Linked DNA regions of Homo sapiens: region 2 is linked to region 1. Evidence: chromatin loops called from intact Hi-C (ENCODE). Cell type or tissue: heart left ventricle. All regions are shown on one strand. Each heading gives the region's core, and the rest is flanking DNA. Links, peaks and the distances in the headings are about the cores only.

Region 1 (11,499 bases), core at 3,500-11,499:
AACAAGAAGATTGCCAAGGATGTCTTCAAGAAGGGGGACCAGGCCTACCTTACTGGTGGGTCCCCAGCCCTTCACAGCCCCTTCCTGAGGGTTGGGGGAGGAGGGGACCTTCTCCCACCTCCAGAGGACACCTTCCCAGGACTCCCCCAGTCCTGGCCCTTGTGGTCAAACAAATCCTTGGGCTCCAGCAAAGCCTCCCTGGCTTGAGCCCTGGTCTCAGAGCTGGCCAGGCCCAGCCCTGCCTCATCCGGCCCCTCCCTAGGTGATGTGCTGGTGATGGACGAGCTGGGCTACCTGTACTTCCGAGACCGCACTGGGGACACGTTCCGCTGGAAAGGTGAGAACGTGTCCACCACCGAGGTGGAAGGCACACTCAGCCGCCTGCTGGACATGGCTGACGTGGCCGTGTATGGTGTCGAGGTGCCAGGTATGTGCAGGCAGGCGCGAGGTGTGGGTAGGGAGGCACCACCCAGGGGCACCACCAGCTACTCAGTGTCTACCCTGCCACCCCCAGGAACCGAGGGCCGGGCCGGAATGGCTGCTGTGGCCAGCCCCACTGGCAACTGTGACCTGGAGCGCTTTGCTCAGGTCTTGGAGAAGGAACTGCCCCTGTATGCGCGCCCCATCTTCCTGCGCCTCCTGCCTGAGCTGCACAAAACAGGTGTGTCCCTCCCCTGCTCCAGCTCTCGGATCCCAGGTCCCTTCCCGTTTCCTTCTGGAGAGACCCGGTTGGCTGTTACTTGACCTCTGCACACAGCCTGGCCGGGCAGTTGGTAAAGTGACCTGCCTGTGTAGAGGTGAGCAGACGGGGCTGGCAGAGAAGACACACATTGTTCCTTAGTAGAACACATATTAGGTGCCAGGCACAGCGCTAAGCCTCGGGATACGGCTGGTGAGCTCTGGATGTTTTGCCTTCTTGGAGTTTTAGAGCAGGAGAGAGGCTGGCCTAGGACAAGGCATTCCAAAGGTAAAGAATCGACCACATAATCTGTCATGAGATTAGAGTTAAACAGATAAAAAGAAAAATGAACCACAGAGCAAGCTGATAGGAAAGCAAAAAGGTGGGACGCTTGGGATGACTAGAAGGCTCCTCTGAGGAGGGGATGGTTCAGCTGAGACCTGAATGAAAGGAAGGACTTTATGGCGGTGGGAGGCACTCTAGGCTGCAGGAATAGACACTGTAAAGCCCCCGAAGCAGGAAGGAGCTTGGGTGCTGGAGGAACGAAAGGGGGCCCCCAAGGCTGGAGCCAAGTGAGAGGGGCAGGCAGTGGCATGAAGTGGGAGAGAAACCAGCAGGGGCCAGAAGCCCAGGGCCTTGCAGGCCAGGGTAAGAGTCGGGACTGTCCCGGGGGCAGTAGGGAGCCACAGAAGCATCTCAGCAAGGCCGGGCGCAGTGGCTCATGCCTGTAATCCCGGCACTTTGGGTGGGAGGCCAAGGCGGGCAGATCACTTGAGGTCAGGAGTTCGAGACCAGCCTGCCCAACATGGCAAAACCCCGTCTCCACTAAACATATAAAAATTAGCTGGCTGGGCGTGGTGGCTCACGCCTGTAATCCCAGCACTTAGGAGGCCAAGGTGGGCGGATCATTTGAGGTCAGGAGTTCGAGACCAGCCTGGCCAACATGGTGAAATGCCATCTCCACTAAAAATACAAACATAAAAATAAAAAAATTAGGCTGAGCATGGTGGCTCACACCTGTAATCTCAGCACTTTGGGAGGCCAAGGCAGATGGATTGCCTGAGCTCAGGAGTTTGAGACCATCCAGGGCAACATGATGAAACCCCGTCTCTACCAAAAATACAAAAAAATTAGCCAGGTATGGTGGTGGGCGCCTGTAGTCCCAGCTACTTGGGAGGCTGCAGCAGGAGGATCGCTTGAGCCCCGGAGGTGGAGGTTGTAGTAAGCTGAGATCACGCCACTGCACTCCAGCTTGGGCTACAGAGTGAGACTCCGTCTCAAAAAAAAAAAAAAAAAAATTAGCCAGGCATGGTGGTGGGCGCCTGTAATCCCAGCTACTTGGGAGGCTGAGGCATGAGAAGCACTTGAACCTGGGAGGTGGAGGTTGCAGTAAACCGAGACCGTGCCACTGCACTCCAGCCTGGGAGACAGAGTGAGACTCTGTCTCAAAAAAAAAAAAAAAAAAAAATTAGCCGGGCGTGGTGGTACATACCTGTAATCCAGCGACTCGGGAGGCTGAGACAGGAGAATTGCTTGAACCCAGGAGACCCAGGAGCCACAGGTTGCAGTGAGCTGAGATCATGCCACTACACTCCAGCCTGGGCGACAGAGTGAGACTCTGTCTCAAAAAAAAAGCATCTTAGCAGGTGGGAACCTGGTCAGACTCATGCTCTACAAAGCTCTCTGGCTGCTGTGTACGGAGTGGGAGAGGATTGCAGGCAGCCCTGAGGGAGCTGGGAGACGAGGGAGGGGCTGTTGCAGTTGTCCAGGTGGGAGGTGGGCAGCGGGCCCGCAGTCGCCCACAAGGCAGCACCATCTTTCTATCTGTTGGCCCATTGGTGGCTCTCAAGAGTTCCCTGGTGGGCAGGAAATGCTGAGGCTCATGCCCATACCTGCCCCTGCTTTCCTCAGCCCTTGGTGCCTCTTCTGGGCCCTCCCTGGCTGCTCACCCTTTGGAGCACATTTCCCTGGCCACCTCCCACGTTGTCGTCATATCAGTCCTGCCTTGATGGTGGGCACTCCCTAGCCAATGTGGCTTCTGCCAGAGAGTGGGTACCTGGAGTGCCTAAAGCATCGGGGAGGGTTTAGGACTTCAGTGTGGTTCTGAAGGTTGGAGACACTGTGGCCAGGCTAATGGCCAAGACCATGAGCTTCCGGAGGATTGAGCAGCACCATACTTCTGTCCAGGAAAGGCAGGGAGGCTCTCAGACCTTGTATTTCAGATGGGCTTTGCTGCAGAACAAACCACCCCCAAACTTACTTGCCCCAAAATGGCTCGAAACAACCAGTTTATTGATGCATAATTCTGTGGGTAAGCAATTTAGGGGTTAAGTGCAGCTGAGCAGTTCTTCTATTGACCTTGCTTTGGGGTCATCACTTAGTAACTTAGCTGGGGCAAGAGGCAGTTAGATGGCCTCACCCACGTGTCTGGCTCTCGGCTGCTTACCTCTGCAGCACTGTCCAACAGAACTTTCTGCAGCGATGGAAATGTTCTAGGTTTCTGCTGTCCAACACAGTAGCCACTAGCCTGGCAGAGCTACTGAGCACTTGAAAGGTGGCTGCTGGCTGGACGCCGTGGCTCACGCCTGTAATCCCAACACTTTGGGATTAAATTTTGTTTAATTAACTTAAATTTATTTATTTATTTGAGATGGAGTCTTGCTCTATCGCCCAGGCCGGAGTGCAGTGGTGCAATCTCAGCTCACTGCAACCTTTGCCTCCTGGGTTCAAGTGATTCTCCTGTCTCAGCGTCCCCAGTAGCTGGGATTACAGGCACGTGCCACCACACCTGGCTAATTTTTGTATTTTTTTTATTAGACATGGGGTTTTGCCATGTTGGCCAGGCTGGTCTCGAACTCCTGACCTCAGGTGATCCGCCCACCCTGGCCTCCCAAAGTGCCGGGATTACAGGCGTGAGCCACCATGCCTGGCCTTGTTTAATAATTTAAATGTAAATAGCCACATGAGGTCATATTGGACGGCGCCGGTCTGGGCCCTCACCTGGGATGGCTCATCTCTGCTCCACGTGGCCTCTCACCCTTTGGAAGGCTAGACTAGCCCCAGGGCACCCCCAAGCAGGTAGAGGTGGAAGATGCAAGGTCCCCCGAGGCCTAGACTCACCCAGAACTCCTACAACATTGCTTTTGCCACCTTCTGTTGGTTAAAGCAAGTTGTAAAGCCAGTCCAGATTGAGGCCAATGGAGATTGAAAAAGTCGAGCTCTTGCCAGGAGAAGTGCCAAAGCCACATAGCAGAGGTGTGTGTGTACAGGGAGGGGAGGAATCTGCAGCCATTTTTGGTAGTCTGTCTCATCCAGGTTCCAATCCCAGTTCTACCACCCTGAGCATCAGTCTTCTCATCTGTACAGGATTAATACCATTGATTGAAAGATGCGGCCAGGCGTGGCAGCTCATGTTTGTAATCCTAGCACTTTGGGAGGCTGAGGCAGGTAGCTCGCTTGAGCCCAGGAGTTCAAGATCTGGGTGGGCAACATGGCGAAACCCCATCTCTACAAGAAATACAAAACTTGGCCAGGCGCAGTGGCCCACGCCTGTAATCCCAGCACTTTGGGAGGTCGAGGAGGGTGGATCATCTGAGATCAGGAGTTCGAGACCAGCCTGACCAACATGGTGAAACCCCGTCTCTACTAAAAATACAAAAAATTAGCTGGGCGTGGTGGTGGGTGCCTGTAATCCCAGCTACTTGGGAGGCTGAGGCAGGAGAATCGCCTGAACCCGGGAGGCCGAGGTTGCAGTGAGCCAAGATCGTGCCACTGCATTCCAGCCCCGGTGACAGTGCAGGACTCCGTCTCCAATAAAGAAAGAAAGAAAGAATTACAAAACTTAGCCAGGCACAGTGGTGCACACCTATAGTCCTGGCTACTTGGGAGGCTGAGGTAGGAGGATCACTTGAGGTCGGCAGGTGGAGGTTGCAGTGAGTTGAGATGGCATCACTTCACTCCAGCCTGGGTGATAGAGTGAGACCCTGTCTCAATAAAAAAGAAAAAAATACCATGAATTTTTTATGTACGAGTAAGAAAATATGTGCTGCTAATTATACTAGTTCAGAGATGTTAAAATCTGCAAGCACGTCCGTGTTAGAATCCAGAGAATACGGTTGAGCACCTGCCTTATGGGGCTGATGTACAGATGAAATAAGCTCACACTGTTACCTGGTAGGTACTCAAAGGGAGACATCACAGTCAGAAGACCTCCGTTCTGGTCCCCACTCTGCTGTCACTCAGCATGTGACACTAGGCAAATAGCCTCCCTTCTCCAGGCCTGTTTTCCCATCTGCAAAGTAGGGGTGGGTGGGTAACTAGCAGCTGTCCCCATGCCCCAACTTTGCCACAGCTGCTGTATGACCATTCTTTGCAAACTGTAAAGGGCTGTGCCTCCTCCCCCACTTCCCTCCCCTGTTTGTCCTCCAGCCCTGCTCCCTGCCTTCCTCAGTACTGGTGGTTGGGAAGCTGGGAGCTCGGGCCCCTGCCCTGCACTGAGTCTTCTTCCCTGCTCTCCCAGGAACCTACAAGTTCCAGAAGACAGAGCTACGGAAGGAGGGCTTTGACCCGGCTATTGTGAAAGACCCGCTGTTCTATCTAGATGCCCAGAAGGGCCGCTACGTCCCGCTGGACCAAGAGGCCTACAGCCGCATCCAGGCAGGCGAGGAGAAGCTGTGATTCCCCCCATCCCTCTGAGGGCCGGCGGATGCTGGATCCGGAGCCCCAGGTTCCGCCCCAGAGCGGTCCTGGACAAGGCCAGACCAAAGCAAGCAGGGCCTGGCACCTCCATCCTGAGGTGCTGCCCCTCCATCCAAAACTGCCAAGTGACTCATTGCCTTCCCAACCCTTCCAGAGGCTTTCTGTGAAAGTCTCATGTCCAAGTTCCGTCTTCTGGGCTGGGCAGGCCCTCTGGTTCCCAGGCTGAGACTGACGGGTTTTCTCAGGATGATGTCTTGGGTGAGGGTAGGGAGAGGACAAGGGGTCACCGAGCCCTTCCCAGAGAGCAGGGAGCTTATAAATGGAACCAGAGCAGAAGTCCCCAGACTCAGGAAGTCAACAGAGTGGGCAGGGACAGTGGTAGCATCCATCTGGTGGCCAAAGAGAATCGTAGCCCCAGAGCTGCCCAAGTTCACTGGGCTCCACCCCCACCTCCAGGAGGGGAGGAGAGGACCTGACATCTGTAGGTGGCCCCTGATGCCCCATCTACAGCAGGAGGTCAGGACCACGCCCCTGGCCTCTCCCCACTCCCCCATCCTCCTCCCTGGGTGGCTGCCTGATTATCCCTCAGGCAGGGCCTCTCAGTCCTTGTGGGTCTGTGTCACCTCCATCTCAGTCTTGGCCTGGCTATGAGGGGAGGAGGAATGGGAGAGGGGGCTCAGGGGCCAATAAACTCTGCCTTGAGTCCTCCTAGCCTGTGTGCAAACCACCCAAGCCCACCCTGACCCCAGAACCCCACAGCCCCACTGTGGCCGCTTGATCCCCCACGCCAACCCCCTGGCCCATTGACCCGCCTCATCTGTTCATTCACTTATCTAAGCTGAGGGTGTAGCAGGTAAGATGCCGCAGCCCCTGCCTCCAATGTGCTGGTTCAGCCGGGGGCAGTGCCCATGTGAATCTGGCAAGGTGTTTAACAGTGTGGGCTTGAAAGTCCAAACCAGCTCTGTCACTCTAAGTGTGTGGCCTTGGGGAAATGACTCAGTTTCATCTGTGAAATGGGATTCATCAGTTAAGAGGATTCAGAAGCTAAAAGTGCTATCACGAGTAAGGAGCTTGAGGGGAAACCGTCACCTCGGGCAGGACCCTGACTCCGCCTGAGGTGCATTTTCCCAGTTGTTTAGGGGCGGGAAAGATTTGCAGGGGTGGGGGCTGCAGTGAGAGCCAAAGCAAGGCTGCCTGGCAGCCCGGACAGAGGCCAGGGAAGCTTCCTGGAACAGTCAACACAGCTGTCCCACCAGCAGTGCCGGTGGAGAGCCAGCTGTCTCCTAGGCCCCGATGGAGGAGTCACACCCACGCTGGAAACTCACTGCCCAATGGGAAGGGGTTCCAGCACAGCCCAGGGCGGTGGGCAGTGCAAGCCCCTGGGCCTTTATCTCCACTATGGGCTTTCTAAGGAAGGAACCAGAACTTGGAGGTTTTCAGTTACATGGCCAACATCTCACAGCAAGTAGAGAGGGCTGGAATGGAGCCCGTGCCCTTCCTGCCACACCACCCTGCCTCCTGGTGCAGAAGGCGGGGGAAGCCAGAAAGCCTCCATTCCACGCATGCCTGCAGGGCCGCCTTGGCCACGCCCCGGGCCAGCAGCTGACAGTGCAGGCGGAGGGTAGCCAGGCTGAAAGCTGGGGTGCCTCCTGGGGGAGTGCACTTGGAAAGACAGAGGAATCCAGTGCCTGTCTTGGGAGAATTTGGGATGCAGAGGCAGAACTGGAGTGGGGGCCTTGCGGAGCGGTGCTGAGTGGAGTCATGTGGCAGGTATAGCTGCCGTGCCTGAGTGTGATCAGCAGAGGGCGTGTGGAGCTTGGAGAATCCACTCCTGGCCCTTAGCCGAGGGAAGCATGGAGAGGCTGATTCCCACCTCAGCCGCGAGCAGGTTCCCAACTTAGAGGACCCTGTGACAGGCCTCCGAGGGCCTTTGGTCGGGTTTCCAAGGACCTGGATTTGGTTGGCAGTGCGGCTTTGTGTCTTTAACCCTCAGTAGTGAGTTCTCCACAGTGGGAAGAAGGAGCTCTCAGAGCGGGGCATTCCTTCCTCCAGGTTGAACACAGTCACCCGAAGGCAATATGCAGTGGTGGTGAAGAGCTCTGGCTCTGGAGTCGGACAGGCCTGCATCCAAATCCCAGCTCTACCACTTGCCAGGCTAAGCCTCAGTTTCCTCTCCTGTAAATGAAGGTCAAGGAATCCCTATCTTGGGATAGTTGTGAAAATTCAATGAGATCATGCACGAAAATCTCAGCACTAGGCCTGGTGCTGGTGTCCACTCAGTGCATGGTAGTTAAAAGAGAAAAAGGAGATATATTTAGATGTTAAAACCTCACTTAGACTAGGCTAAGTTTCCCACTTCTGTACTAGGCCCCACTGCAGCCCCTCCATGATGGACAGGGACTGGTGGGCCTGTGACCCCTTCACCTCTCGGGTCTGCATCTGATCATACCTCAACCATGGCTGTGTGAGTCATCTCCGTGCATGCAGCAGGTGCTTAATACATGCTTGTGAGGTTAACTGACAAAAATAGCTACTGTTTCTCAGGCATTTCCTGACATTTATATAGTGCCCCACAGTTTACAGAGCACCCTGTAAGTTCATCTATGGAGCAAATTATTATTATTATTATTTTTGAGACGGAGTTTCATTCTTGTTGCCCAGGCTGGAGTGCAGTGGCATGATCTTGGCTCACCGCAACCTCTGCCTCCCGGTTTGAAACGATTCTCCTGCCTCAGCCTCCCGAGTAGCTGGGATTACAGGCATGCACCACCACGCTTGGCTAATTTTGTATTTTTATTAGAGACGGGGTGTCTCCATGGTCAGGCTGGTCTCCAACTCCCGACCTCAGGTGATCCGCCCGCCTCGGCCTCCCAAAGTGCTGGGATTACAGGTGTGAGCCGCCGCACCCGGCCCTATGGAGCAAATTCTAAAGGCCTACCCTGTGCAGGGAGGGCAGGGAACTGCCAGATGAGCAAGATAGAGACCTGGGTCCCAGATCTGCCCTCAGGGAGCCACCATCTCCAGAGAGGGGGATGGTGAGTAAAGAAGCAAAGGCTGTGTGCTTAGCTGCACCTAATCCAGCACATAGGCTGGGTGTATCTTGGTCAGGGAGGGCTTTCAAGGAAGATTGTTCCAGATGGAGGAAGCAACCACATGTAGAGGGCTGGAAGTCCAGGGCAGGTTAAAAGGGCAGACAGGCCAGGCGCAGTGGCTCACGCCTATATCCCAGCACTTTGGGAGGCCCAGGCAGGCAGATCACTTGAGGTCAGGGGTTCGGGACCAGCCTGGTCAACATGATGAAACCCCATCTCTATATTAAAAACAAAAATTAGCCTGGCGTGGTGGTGGGCACCTGTAACCCCAGCTACTCGGGAGGCTGAGGCAGGAGAATCGCTTGAAACCTGGGAGGCGGAGGTTGCAGTGGGCTGAGCGCTCATGTCACTGCACTCCAGCCTGGGCAACAGAGTGAGACTGTCTCAAATAAATAAGGGCAGGCAGCGAAGCTGCAGGGTTGGGGAGAGGGGTTAGAGTTGTTAGAATCCTTTGTGGGCTCTTCTATTTTTACGCCTCCAGAGAGGAGCAAGCTCCATTTGGAGGTCCGAGTATCAAGTCAAACCCACTTCCTTAGGCTGCCATTAATGTCCACAATGTACGGCGCACTTCTATGTGTCAGGCCCTGTGCAAAGCGCTTTATGTGCATGATTTCATTAAATCCTTCTATTCAAAGCACGTACCTTGTTTTTTTAAAATCCTCCTATTCAAAGCAGGTACTATTTTTTTTTTTTTTTTTTTGAGATGGAGTTTTGCTCTTGTTGCCCAGGCTGGAGTGCAGTAGCCCAATCTCGGCTCACTGCAATCTGCACCTCCCGGGTTCAAACCATTCTCCTGCCTCAGACTCCCAAGTAGCTGGGATTACAGGCACCTGCCACCACGCCAGGCTAATTTTGTATTTTTAGTAGAGATGGGGTTTCACCATGCTGGTCAGTCTGGCCTCGAACTCCTGACCTCAAGTGATCCACCCGCCTCGGCCTCCCAAAGTGCTGGGATTACAGGCGTGAGCCACCGCGCCCAGCCCAAAGCAGGTACATTTTTATCCCCATTTCACAGATGAGGAATCTGAGGCTCAGAGAGGCAAAGTCTCTCCCAAATACCACAGAGCTTGTGAATGGCAGAACTGGGAGGAAAGTCCCCTTCCCTGAACCTCAGTGTTCCCATCTGCAAACTGTTCCTCCAGGAGAGGCTGGAAGGGGCCAGCCTCGTGCGCTCCCGGAGGTCCAGCTGCCCTCGGGACAGGCAAGTGGCTGTCCAGGCCACTGCATGGTGTATCACTTTCAGTTCCTGGGAAGAAGGTTAAATACCTCCGAGGGGCCCATTGAGGCTGCGGCAGCAAAGGAGGGGGTGACCGAGTGACTTTCAAAGGGGCTTGAAATGCGTAGCCGGCCCCTCCCCCCGAGGAGGGGGCCCTGCTTCCTCCCGGCCTAATGATATTCTGGGCTCAGCCCTCGTCTTTGGCGGCAGTTTAACCCGAGCCGGGGCGGATTTCTTTCTCACTGATCTCAGCTTGACACCCAATTAGCACAAGAATGGGAGGAGGAAGCCTGCGAGAGGCGCCTCCCAGCCTCCCGGGGCGCGCGAGGGGAGCAGGCGGGAAGACAAAGGACAGCAGGCAGGGGGGCACCCGCGCCCTCGCCTCCCCAGCCGACCCTGCCATTGTCTCCCTGCGAGCTTCAGAGAGGACGGAGGCCTACGCCCGGGCTGGCCGGCCTGCTGGAGGGAACAGGGAATGGGGCCCAAGCCCCTGTTCTGTGTGGACCCAAAGGGAAAGCATTTGGGTGAGGCTAGTCCAAGGGGAGGCAGTGAGGTCAGTGCATAAGGGGCAGGGATCCCGAGGACACAAAAGCCTGGGGCTGAGGCCTTACGGGGGCTCAGGCAAGCCACCCATTCGGAGTCTCGGTGCTCTCATCTGAAAAAGGGATCACAAAGAGTCCCTGTGAGGAGTAAATTAGGGGGTGCATGTAATGCACCTGGCAGGTGCAAAGTGGGCGTGCAATAAATACTATTTGAAAGATTATGGGTGTTAAGCTAATATTGTTACTAACTAAAGGATGGAGTGGGGTAGGCTTGGGTTAGAAGGAAGGACTTTATCAGTGATAGCTGGGCATCCACAGAGTGGGCTGGTTTACCCAAAGAGCTCACCAATCTCTGGGCTGTGCCAGGAGAAGCTGGAGGACCACCTGCCTGGGAGATTCCAGTAGGGAGGGAGTGTCTCTGGCCCCGTGCATAGACTCCCAACACCTCCTTTAGACTTGGGCTTCCATGTGACTTCCTGTGGGAAGCCTTCCCGGACCCCAGGACTAAGTTGGGGACCTCCTCTGGTTCCCACAGGCCCCGTGTTCTCCCTCCATACCATGGATTGCTCTGTCTTCTGTGGTTCCCTCTATGTGGTCTCCTTGAACATCAGCCCCAGGAGGGCAAGGAGACCCACAGGTTTTGGGGTTTGTTTTGTTTTGAGTTGGAGCCTGGCTCTGTCGCCCAGGCTGGAGTGCAGTGGCGAAATCTCGGCTCACTGCAACCTCCCCTTCCTGGGTTCAAGCGATTCTCCTGCCCCAGCCTCCCAAGTAGCTGGGATTACAGGTGTGCTCCACCACACCTGGCTAATTTTGTGTTTTTAGTAGAGATGGGGTTTCGCCATGTCCAGGCTGGTCTCAAACTCCTGACCTCAAGTAATCCACCCACCTCTGCCTCCCAAAGTGCTGGGATTACAGCGTGAGCCACCATACCTGGCCTACCGACAGGTTTTTTTTTTTTTTTCGTGGTGGTGGTTTGTTTTGTTGTTGTTTTTTTGTTTTGTTTTGTTTTTGAGACGGAGTCTCGCTCTGTCACCCAGGCTGGAGTGCAGTGACGCGATCTCGGCTCACTGCAAGCTCCGCCTCCTGGATTCACGCCATTCTCCTGCCTCAGCCTCCCGAGTAGCTGGGACTACAGGTGCCCGCCATCACACCCGGCTAATTTTTTTTTGTATTTTTAGTAGAGACGGGGTTTCACCGTGTTAGCCAGGATGGTCTCGATCTCCTGACCTCGTGATCCGCCCGCCTCAGCCTCCCAAAGTGCTGGGATTACAG
Region 2 (11,932 bases), core at 2,049-10,048, 50 kb after region 1:
GTTGTGACTGTCTCACCCTCTGTCTGGGACTCGTGTGTCACTGATGGTTTGGTGAGGGGAGCTGAAGGGATGGTTAGAGAAGCTGGAGGAGAGGGCTGGGAATGTGAGGAGGTAGGAGGGGCTGGAGTCTAGGGTATAGGACTCCTGGATTCCCAGCCAGGTTTTTGTGTTTTATTTTTATTTGTATGATTTTTAAATTTCTGTTTTAAAAGATGAGGTCTCTCTTGCATGGAATATATCTTTATATTAAAAAAAAAAAAAAAAAGATAAGGTCTCACTATGTTGCCCAGGCTGGTCTTGAACTCCTGGGCTCAAGCAATCCTCCCACCTCAGCCTCCCTAAATGCTGTGATTACAGGCCTGAGCTACCGCACCCAGCCTAGCCAACTTTCTGATTAGATTTGTGAAATCACAGAGGCTGCTGTAATGGTTTCCTTTTAACACTTTGGATTCTAAAAGACCTTTGGAATGAGCTCAGAGAGAGTTAGCAGTTCATCCCGGGTGACACAGCAAACTGCTGGTACTCAAACCCACCAGGCCCCCTCATCACACCGCAGGCTGTTTGTGTTATGGAAGCCATCTTTGACCACCTCTCTCTTTCCCTCTCCACATGCAGTTTCCCCCTGAATTTAAGAGGCTGAGGGGTGGAGGGAGCCGACTCTGCCTAGCACCTCCAGGCCTTTCCTTTCTGTTGTCTCTCCAGGCACCATGCCCAGGGCCCAGCCTAGTAGCAGGAGCAGCCCCTGCCTGGGCCTCAGAGCGCCACAATCTCCTCTGACTATCCCTGGGAAGCCGTGGTTGGCTTTTGCCTTACATCCCCCAGAGAATGGCGTCTTTGTTCTTGGTGTCTAACCATAGTCCCTCATGTTGTCTTTAAAGCCCAACCACTTCCCAAAAAGCAAGGTCAACAGCTGACTGCATACCACAGCACCCCAGTGGTTCCTGCTTTGAGGTGGGACCTGGCTGGGGGGACCCTGCCGAGTAGAAACAGGCATTCCTCACTGGGTCAGGCTCTGTTCTGAGGTCGTCCACGTACCTTGCTGAATGGTGGTCACCACATTCCTGCAGTGTGGAGTCAGTTTTACAGATTGGAAAACTGAGACACGGAGCATTGAAGTGACTCATCTGTGGACACACTGCGAGAAAAAGAGCTGGGATTCAAGCCCATAGCTTGGCTGCAGAGCCCAATCCCTTAAACGTTCTTCCATAGTGCCTCTGATTCCTAGGAGGCCTCCGCTGGAGGTCATTGCATTCAATCCCCTGCATCTGGATGTCTACCCAGGCCCACCTCTGTTCACAGATAAAAATCAATCAAGCTTTTTTTTAAATAAACTTTATTTTTATTTTTTGAGACACAGTCTCACCCTGTCGCCCAGGCTGGAGTGAATGGCCACCATGCTTGGCTGATTTTTGTATTTTTTGTAGAGATGGAGTTTTGCCATGTTGCCCAGGCTGGTCTTGAGCTCCTGGGCTTAAGTGATCCACCTGCCTCAGCCTCCCAAAGTGCTGGGATTACAGGCGGGAGCCTCCCAAAGTGCTTGTCCAACCTCGTTTTTAAAGGCAACTGCAGCTGGGCACAGTGGTTCACGCCTGTAATCCCAGCACTTTGGGAGGCCAAGGAGGGCTGATCACAAGGTCAGGAGTTGAGAGACCAGCCTGGCCAATATGGTGAAACTCCATCTCTACTAAAAATACAAAAATTAGCCAGGCGTAGTGGCGGGTGCCTGTAGTCCCAGCTACTCGGGAGGCTGAGGCAGGAGAATCGCTTGAACCCGGGAGGTGGAGGTTGCAGTGAGCCAAGTTCGCGCCACTGCACTCCAGCCTGGGTGACAGAGCGAGATTCTGTCTCAAAAAATAAATAAATAAATAAATAAATAAATAAATAAATAAAGGCACCTGCTCCAAGGATGGAATTTCCCCTGGGGATAAGCAGACATTTCTTTATTCATAGCCTTCTGGCAGGGAGGGAAGACCCTCCCAGCCAGAACTCACCATGTCCAGCTGCCTCGTTGTTCCTCTCTCCTTCCCACTGGAGTATAATTTCAGGAAGGAAGCGGCTCCGCCTTGAGTATTGGCTCCACAACCTCCAGGCTGTGTGGCGTTGGACAAATGACTGAACTTCTCTGAGCCTTAGCTTATCAAGTGTAAAGTGGAGCTAATTATACATCTGCTTTGTGAGTCTGAAAAAGTTTACATGATAAAAGGGTATGAAGGTCTGAAAGGGCTTAGTGAGCACAGTGCCTGGCACCTCTGAAGTGCACAGGACCAAGTGGCAAATACTTCTCACTGCATCCTGAGGGGTCGTTCCCAGACCCTGAGATCCCACCCAGCCACAGCCAAGTCACCTTCTGGGTTGTCTTACTTAGCCATGGGATTGTCCCTGTTCCCCTGTCCCCTCCCTAGTCCGGGTTCTGGCCTCAAGAAAGAAGGCCCTAGGGGTAAAGGAGTTGGAGGAGGGGGGCTTGGCAGCACCACCATCACCACTGTCATCATCCTCATTGAAACTCTTCTACCTGCAAGATCAGAGCCTCGTGCTTTTGGCCTTATAGTTTAGCCTTCTTACTACAGATAGGGAAACTGAGGCCCACAGTGGGGAAGGACTTGCTCAGGGTCACGTAGCAAATTGGTGGTGGAGCAGGAACTAGCTCTCAGTCCTCCACATTCCCGGTTGGTTTCCCCTGTCTCTTCTTGATGACTGCCCACCTCAAGTCCTCCCCTGGTGTGCCTAGGGTGTGGGGCCTGGCACCCAGTCCTGCCTGGCAGAGCCTGGAGAGAAGTGAGCCGCGGTTGGTGGAGTAGTCGCAGCGGCCCGGCGCGTTCTCAGCCCGGCTCTTTGTCTGCTGCTTTGTGATGGTAAGTGCTGCTCCTAAATCAGTTCTGTGACACTGTTATTGTTGCCCAGGGCGCAAAGAGTCTAAACTTTTCCCCTGAGGTCAAGAATGTGGCTGGTCCCCAAGCCGCCCAGAGCAGAGGCCTGGGTGGCTGGGGGTGGGGATGGGGCCTCGCCCCGAGCTGGGGCGAGATGTTGGGGGGAGGGGGTCAGCGGGAACAAAACGCTTTGAAATGCCTCCTCTCCATCACTGCCAACATTGTCCGCTGCCCGCGGGGGGCCTGGCACCGCCTCGCCGGGGCTCCGGCCCCCAGCCCTGGCCAGGCGCGGCCCGACATCTGAAAATGGACAGAAGGTTATTGTCCCTTCCCGCAGCCCTTTGTCTGCCCCAGTTCCAGATGTCTAGGCTGGGACCAGGGAACTGACCCATGGTGGGCAGGGGGGAGAGGACAAAAAGGGAGAGCACGGGTCACTGCATCCTGAGGGGTCGTTCCCAGACCCTGAGATCCCACCCAGCCACAGCCAAGTCACCTTCTGGGTTGTCTTAGCCCTGAGATTGTCCCTGTTCCCCTGTCCCCTCCCTACTCCAGGTTCTGGCCTCGAGAGAGAAGGCCCTAGGGGTACAGGAGTCAGAGCAGGGGACCTTGGCAGACTCACGGACGGGGCTGAATCCAGCTCCACCCGGTAACTGTGTGATCTTGGACAGGTGTGGCCCTCTCCCAGCCTGCTTTCCCCATGTGGGGACCACGGACCAGGTTCATTCACAGGTAATGATGGAGCCCTCCTACGTACCAGCTCTGAGCTGAGCATGGGGGCACGCGGTGGTGCATGGGCCACTTGGATCCTGCCCTTGACCATTGTGGTTAAATAGAAGAGTAACAGGCAGCATTTCCCACCCACTACCTCTGGGTCAGGTCCTGGGCTAATCACTTCATCTGCGTCATCTCATCCTTTCCATAACAAAATCAAAGATGCAGAGGCGTTTTTCCTGTCTCCATTTTGCAGCTTTGGAGACTGCTAGACTCTTGAGAGGTCCAGTCACTTGCCCAAAGCCAGGCAGTCTGGAGGCAGCAGAGCTGGGATTCTAGCCCAGGCCGACCGTAGCCACCAGGAGGAGTAATTCGCTAATAAATACTTGGAAAGAATCGAGCACAGAACCTGACACAGCTCCAGACTCAGAACTGGTGGTGTTTACTCCATGCATAGAGTGTCCCCATTCCACAGGTGGGGCGACTGAGGACAGGGAGAGAAAGCCTGGGGCAAAAAGCTCCAGGGAACTTAAACAGTAACACCAACAGCAGTTCCAGAGTCACCAGGGCTGGCCAGAGTGAGACAGGCAGACTTGGTTTCAAACCCCAAACCCCAACTCTGGATGAGCTTGGCAAGTGATTTATTTAGATTCTCCGTGCCTCAGTTTCAAGGTTTCCTCTTCTGTAAAATAAAAATATTCCCAACTGGCCAGGCATGGTGGCTCACACCTATAATCCCAGCATTTTGGGAGGCCAAGGCGGGCAGATCACTTGAGGTCAGGAGTTCAAAACCAGCCTGGTCAACATGGTGAAACCTCATCTCTACTAAAAATACAAAAATTAGCTGGGCCTGGTGGCACGTGCCTGTCATCCCAGCTACTTGGGAAACTGAGGCAGGAGAATTGCTTGAACCAGGGAGGTAGAGGTTGCACTGAGTTAAGATAGTACCACTGCACTCTAGCCTAGGCGGCAGAGCAAGAATCCATCTCAAAAAAAAATTAAAAAAAAAAGATTTCCTGACTTCACAGGGTTGTCGTGAAAATCAAGTTATATAATACATTTAAAGCACTTAGCAGGCTGGGCACGGTGGCTCATGCCTGTAATCTGAGCACTTTGGGAGGCCAAGGCAGGTGGATCACCTGAGGTCAGGAATTGGAGACCAGCCTGACCAACATGGTGAAACCCCATCTCTACTAAAAATACAAAAATCAACTGGGCATGGTGGCGGGTAATCCCAGATACTTGGGAGGCTGAGGCAGGAGAATCGCTTGAACCCAGGAGGCAGAGGCTGCAGTGAGCTGAGATCGAGCCATTGCACTCCAGCCTGGGCGACACAGTGAGACTCCATCGCCCACCGCAAAAAAAAGCACTTAGCAGATGCCTGGTACACAGCAAACGGTTAATGATAGCTATGATTATTATTCTGAATAAGGTTAACATTTATCCCTTTGAGCCTCCTGCTGGGTTCACCTGAGGACAAGGCTCTGTGGAGTGGGGCGGGGGTTAGGAGTTGTTGAGGGGGGTGGGGATAGCAAAACTTGGTCTTCTTGGGGTCCCTAGAAGTCCCGAGATGGGCTAGTTCTGTGGGTCAGGGGGAAGCAGAAGGTATCAGGGCTGAGAGAGGGAAGGGGCTGCCTGGGCCCAGAGGAGTTAACAGCTCCCAGGACCTGGCTCAACAGGGCTGCCACGCTGCAGCCACAGCAACGATTTTAGCGGAGGAGCCAGGACTGCTTCCTGATGGGCAAAACAGCTGGCTGCCCAGAGAAAACAGCTGGCCTGGTCCCAGCCTCCTGAGAACAGAGGCAGAGCCTCAGAGGAGGACAGCTGCACATCTGGGATCCTGGGAGAGGAGGGCATGGCCAAAAGGGAGAGAGAGGGTGGTCCGTGGAAGTGTGTGTGGGTGTTGGGTGGACCCCCAGAATGGGGGGAGCTGAGGGCAGATTCCTCGAGCAGAGACCAGGGTGCGCTAAGTCTAAGCAGAATGGGCAGAGATGCCTCCAGCTGGGCTTTGAGGGTGTCAGTCTTCCCTCAAATAGGAAAGATGAGGGGCAGGGGAGGATATTGGGGACAAGCCTCTGCTCAGCCCTGGGTCCTCTTGGAACCGGGCTTGGAGCCGGAGGTGGGGAGGGTGTCCAAGCTGAGCTCCTGGATTCCCATCTGCCGAACTGCACCCAGAACCAGGAGTGGGGTGCGGGCCCATCCTCTGGCCAGGATCCTGGGCTCCCTTGGCCACAAAGCAGGACAGGGGACCAGAGATCCCCCAACTCAGGAGACGTGAAGCTGGCAGCTGGTAAGAGCATGCAAGCATCCTCTCTGCTTTGGGTCCCCATTTCAAGCCTGTTTGACTGCCAGGCCATGAGGACTCCCAATCCGGGGGCCCTACCTGGGCCCTGGGGCACCCCCAGGCTGCCCCTACCCATTGGCAAGGAAGCAGCTCCTGGGACCTCAAATGAGGTGGGGCAGGGTACGCAGAGGGTTAATGGGGGTGTGGCCAGAGTCCACTGGACCAGAGCAGCCTACCCGGGTTCCTGACCCCCAACTCCCAGTGGCCTGATACCCCTAGTTTCTCTTTGACCCAAAGGGGCTCTTGTAGCCCACCTCCCTAACATCTAGGAGTAGGGGTTGGCCCCCAGTTTGAGTCTGCCAGCCTCAGCTCCCCTCTCCCTGGTGGAGCCATGCTACAAAGTCTTTGCCAGGGGCAGGCAGGCCTTGGAACTGAGGCTCCCAGCGGGACGAAGGCGCTGGGGAGGGGGACGGTTCTTGCAGGGTCTCTACTCCAGGAAGCCAGAGTCAAGCCTGAGGCGCTGGCGCCATCACCTGGATTTGGTCAGAACTACAATGGCTGAAGTGGGTGAGGATGCTGCAGGCAGAAACCGGCAGCCCCACCAGGTGTCAACCCCATAGGATCCGGATCGTGCTCAGCCAGATGGGTCCGAGCAATCATTTTTTTCCAGGCATGACCCAGCTAATGAGGTCTTAGGCTCCACAGGACAGCACTTTTTTTTTTTTTTTTTTTTTTGAGACGGAATTTTGCTCTTGTTGCCCAGGCTGGAGTGCAATGGCGAGATCTCGGCATACAGCAACCTCTGTCTCCCAGGTTCAAGCGATTCTCCTGCCTCAGCCTCCCGAGTAGCTGGGATTACAGACACCCGCCATCACGCCCGGCTAATTTTGTATTTTTTAGTAGAGACAGAGTTTCTCCATGTTGGCCAGGCTGGTCCCAACCTCAGGTGATCCACCCGCCCCAGCATCCCAAAGTGCTGGAATTACAGGCGTGAGCCACCGCACCCGGGCTTTTTTTTTTTTTTTTTTTTGATGGAGTCTTGCTCTGTAGCCCAGGCTGGAGTGCAGTGGTGCGATCTTGGCTCACTGCAACCTCCGCCTGCTGGTTCCCAGTCCAAGAAATTCTCCTGCCTCAGCCTCCCAGGTAGCTGGGATTAGAGGCACGTGCCATCATGTCCAGCTAATTTTTGTATTTTTAGTAGGGATTACATGTCTGTAATCCCTGCACTTTGGGAGGCCGAGGTGGGTGGATCACGAGGTCAGAAGTTCAAGACCAGCCTGGCCAAGATGGTGAAACCCTGTCTCTAGTAAAAATACAAAAATTAGCCGGGCATGGTGGCGAGCGCCTGTAATCCCAACTACTCGGGAGGCTGAGGCAGGAGAATCCCTTGAACCTGGGAGGCGGAGGTTGCAGTGAGCCAAGACCATGCCGTTGCACTCCAGCCTGAGTGACAGAGTGGGACTACATCTCAAAAAAAAAAAAAAGAAAAGAAGAGAAAAGAAAAAAAGAAAATCCAAAACCCTGCCATATGGCTGGGCGCAGTGGCTCATGCCTGTAATCCCAGCACTTTGGGAGGCTGAGGTGGGCGGATCACCTGAGGTCAGGAATTTGAGACCAGGGTGGTCAACATTGGCAAAAGCCCGTCTCTACTAAAAATACAAAAGTTAGTCGGGCGTGGTGGCAGTTGCCTGTAATCCCAGCTGCTCGGGAGGCTGAGGCAGGAGAATCGCTTGAACCCAGGAGGCAGAGGTTGCAGTGAGCCGAGATCGCACCATTGCACTCCAGCCCGGGTGACAGAGCGAGACTCCTTCTCAAACACAAAACCAAAACCAAAACCCTGCCATAGTTTCAAGGCACTGGGTGACCTGGCCGTTCCTACCTATTTAACCTCACGTCTTACCATATCCTCTTGCTCACTTTGCTCCAATCACACTGGCCGCCTTTCGTGTTCCCACCCCGGGCCTTTGCTCTACCTGTTCCTGCATCTGGAACACTCTTCCCTCAGATCTCCCCTTGATTAACTCTTCCTTTTGTTCCAAAATGTCTTCCCTGAACCCTCTGTCTGAATGTTGCTCGACTCCCAACTACTCTCAGTTCTCTCTCTCTCTTTTTATTTATTTATTATTTTTGAGCCAGTGTCTGCTCTGTTGCCCCGGCTGGAGTGCAGTGGTGCAATCTCAGCTCACTGCAACCTCCGCTTGCCGGGCTCAAGTGATTCTCCCACCTCAACCTCCTGAGTAGCTGGGACTACAGGTGTGCACCACCATGCTCGGCTGATTTTTGTACTTTTTGTAGAGGCAGGGTTTCACCATGTTGGCCAGGCTGGTCTCGAACTCCTGAGCTCAAGCAATATGCCTGGCTTGGCTTCCCAAAGTGCTGGGATTACAGGTGTGAGCCACTGCCTTCAGCCTACTCTCAGTTCTTGATCATGTGTTTCAATTTGTTCATGGCATTTACCATTCCTTGAAATGATCTCTTCATTGATTGTTTTGCTTGTTTCCTGTTTCTTCTCACCAAAATGTAAGGAGCCTAGGAGCAGAGACTGCTTCTGTTTTGTGCACCTCTGTATTCCCAGCCCCTAGCGTTCCACCTGCACATAGCATGTGCTCGGGAAATAGTTGCTGAATGAATGGGATCATACAGAATGACCTGTAGGGATATGTCTCCCAGACATGGCATCAGGGAAATCTTTGCAGAGAGAGGAAGTTTTGGCTGAGACTATAGGACCCACAGTATAGAAGCTGCCCAGGAAGGGAAAGACCAATCCAGGCAGCGGGACCAAGGGAAAAAATAGAAAAGGATGTGGGAAGGTCCAAAAGCATGGAGTATTCTGGAAACTGTAAATTGTGCAATTTGGCTGGAGCATAAGGTCGGGTCAGGGGGAGGGCTTGCAGACCAGAGGAGGTGGAGAAGATGCAGGCAGGCCATGAAGGGCCTTGTTGCCCCTTGAGGGGTTGAGCTCTGTGCTCAGCGGTGGCAGCTCTGAAGGGAGTTATTGTCAGGCATTTTAGAAAGGCGTGCTGGCCGGACTCAGTAGCTCACACCCGTAATCCCAGCACTTTGGGAGGCCAAGGTGGGAGGATCACTTAAGTCTAGGAGTTCAAGACCAGCCTGGGCAGCATAGTGAGATCCCCGTCTATACAAAGTAAGTAAATAAATAAATATTAGGTATGCACCTGTAGTCCCAACTACTCAGGAGGCTGAGACGGGAGGATGGCTTGAGTCCAGGAGTTCGAGGCTGCAGTGAGCAATGATCATGCTACTGCACTCCAGCCTGGATACAGGTATGAGGAGGAAGTGTCCACTCGGGGGAGTGGTTGGAGGACTCTGGTCTCTGCAGGATCCACCTTGATGTGTGTCAAGCAGAGAATGGAAGGAAGTGAAGAGACAGGGAACAAGGTTCACATTCACCATTCAAGAGGCTTGGAGGAGTTATGGCCACAGCTAGAGGCCACAGGGGTGCCTTGGTGCTTTCTTATCTTTGGTTGTGGGAGATCCAAGTCCTTTGATATGTGGAAGGAAGGGCCTAGAAGAGAGGGAGGATGGGGATCCAGGAAGGGAGAGGGGACCAGGTGTAACCACCCAATGGGTTCACCTTGCTTGCTGCCTAGACAGAACCGATTTATCAAGACAGGGGAGGCTGGGCGCGGTGGCTCACGCCTGTAATCCCAGCACTTTGGGAGGCCGAGGCGGGCGGATCACGAGGTCAGGAGATCGAGACGACGGTGAAACCCCGTCTCTACTAATAATACAAAAAGTTAGCCGGGCGTAGTGGCGGGCGCCTGTAGTCCCAGCTACTCATGAGGCTGAGGCAGGAGAATGGTGTGAACCCGGGAGGCGGAGCTTGCAGTGAGCCGAGATCACGCCACTGCACTCCAGCCTGGGTGACAGAGCGAGACTCCGTCTCAAAAAAAAAAAAAAAAAAAAAAAAGACAGGGGAATTACAAAGGAGAAAGAGTAATTCACACAGAGCCGGCTGTGCGGGAGACCGGAGTTTTATTATTACTTAAATCGGTTCTCCCCAGTCATGTGGGGATCAGAGTTCTTAAATATAATTTGGCAGGTAGGGGCTTGGAAAGTGGAAAATGCTGATTGGTCAGATTGGAGATGGAATCATAGGAGGTGGAAGTTAGGTATTCTTAATGTCTTCTGTTCCTGGGTGCGATGGTAGAACTGGTTGGGCCAGATTACTGGTCTGGCTGGTGTCAGCTGATCCATCGGGTGCAGGGTCTGCAGAATATCTCAAGCACTGACTTTAGGTTTTACAATAGTGATGTTACCCCAGGAGCAATTTGGGGAGGACCCAAAGGCTGCATGACCCCTAAATTGTAATTTCTAATCTTATAGCTACTTTGCCAGTCCTGCAAAGGCAGACTGGACCCCAGGCAAGAAGAAGGGTCTTTTTGGGAAAGGGCTGTTATAAATTTTGTTTCAGAGTCAAACCATGAACTGAATTCCTTCCCAAAGTTAGTTCAGCCTACGCCCAGGAGTGAACAAGGACAGCTTAAGGGTTAGAAGCAAGACAGAATCAGTTAGGTCTGATTTGTTCCGCTGTCATAATTTCCTGAGTTACAAATTTGCAAAGGCGGTTTCACAGGGGCCGTTCTGTTGAGGAGGGGTGTGCCTCCTGAGGCTGGCTGAGGGCAGAGGTGGAAGGTTTGGAGGCTAGAAATGAGAGTTCCCAGGTAATGGCTTCTATTTTCTCCAAAAAGTAGTAGAGAGATCTTTGCTGGGGGAGAGGGGCGGTGGAATGGGGGCTTGAGAAGACTGGAGGCTTTGTTTTGTTTTGTTTTGTTTTGTTTTGTTGAGACAGAATCTCACTCTGTCACCCAGGCTGTAGTGCAGTGGCGTGATCTCAGGTCACTGCAACTCCCACCTCCTAGGTTCAAGTGATTCTTCTGCCTCAGAATCCCAAGTGGCTGGGGCTACAGGCATGTGCCACCACACCTGGCTAATTTTTTTTTGTATTATTACTATTTTTTTTTTTTTGAGACGGAGTTTCGCCTTTGTTGCCCAGGCTGGAATGCAATGGCGCGATCTCGGCTCACTGCAACCTCTGCCCCCCTGGGTTCAAGTGATTCTCCTGCCTCAGCCTCCTGAGTAGCTGGGATTACAGACACACGCCACCATGCCCAGCTAATTTTGTGTTTTTAGTACAGACGGGGTTTCTTCATGTTGGTCAGGCTGGTCTTGAGCTGCCGACCTCAGGTGATCCACTTGCCTCAGCCTCCCAAAGTGCTGGGATTACAGGTGTGAGCCACTGCCCCGGCCTTTTTTTGTATTTTTAATAGAGACAGGGTTTCACTGTGTTTCCTAGGCTGGTCTCGAACTCCTGGCCTCAAGTGATCTGCCCACCTCAGCCTCCCGAAGTCCTGGGATTACAGGCATGAGCCACCGTGCCTCAATGACTAGAAGCATTTGAAATGCCCTGAGGGGAGTGGGCAGGGGACACAGGGAAACAGGATTCTTGGGCTGGGTGAGAGCCCAAGTGAGGGTAGAGACCCTGAGTTTGCAGTTGCCCCAACCTGCCCCAAAACAAGATGGCTATTGGGTTTTCCAGGCAGGTGTGATGGGAAAACTCTGAGGCAAGAAAGTTAGTAACAGGCTGGACTCCTGGGGAGGGTGGGAGGACTTGGGGGAAGAGGAGGACTTGAGGCCAGGGAAGAATCAGGAAGCCCCCTGTCTTAGTCCGTTTGGGCTGCTATAACAACATATCTTAGACTGCATAATGTATAAACAACAGAAATTTATCAGCCGGGTGCAGTGGCTCACACCTGTAATCCCAGCATTTTGGGAGGCTGAGGCAGCTGGATCACCTGAGGTCAGGAATTCGAGACCAGCCTGACCAACGTAGTGAAAACCCATCTCTACTAAAAATACAAAAAATTAGCCAAGCATAGTGGTGTGTGGCTGTAATCCCAGCTACTCAGGAGACTGAAGCAGGAGAATTGCTTGAACCACCCCCCAACCCCTGGCCAAAAAAAAAAAAGAAATTTATTGCTAATAGTTCTGGGGGGTTGGGAGGTCCAAGGTCAAGGCGTCAGCAGATTTGGTGTCTGGTAAGGGCCCG

What was found. A loop is a pair of places that touch in the nucleus more often than their neighbours do. Peaks named below come from ENCODE experiments on the same cell type or tissue, not always from the same donor. Only the 100,000 strongest peaks of a DNase experiment are listed, where the experiment ranks them.
Region 2: a loop joins it to region 1, with 7 times the contacts of the local background. A loop is called at or near these places in 82 of 110 quality-filtered maps.

What each region holds. Positions count from the first base shown.
Region 1 is chr9:128,355,136-128,366,634 of GRCh38, forward strand. SLC27A4 (solute carrier family 27 member 4) reads left to right here. Exons shown (of 13, transcript NM_005094.4): 10 at 1-55; 11 at 263-427; 12 at 515-661; 13 at 5,199-6,335. The coding sequence ends at 5,356. Among named protein-coding and RNA genes, the nearest start is that of URM1, 10 kb to the right of the region's middle. RefSeq lists enhancers at 8,904-9,794, 9,795-10,686 and a silencer at 10,028-10,097. In heart left ventricle, for the core only: a CTCF peak has its summit at 7,175; DNase peaks (open chromatin) are centred at 6,966, 7,166 and 10,101; H3K4me3 peaks cover 1,839 bases; H3K27ac peaks cover 2,061 bases.
Region 2 is chr9:128,406,205-128,418,136 of GRCh38, forward strand. No RefSeq gene overlaps it. Among named protein-coding and RNA genes, the nearest start is that of CERCAM, 8.7 kb to the right of the region's middle. RefSeq lists an enhancer at 5,138-5,757. In heart left ventricle, for the core only: CTCF peaks have their summits at 3,900 and 6,388; a DNase peak (open chromatin) is centred at 6,393; H3K27me3 peaks cover 4,619 bases.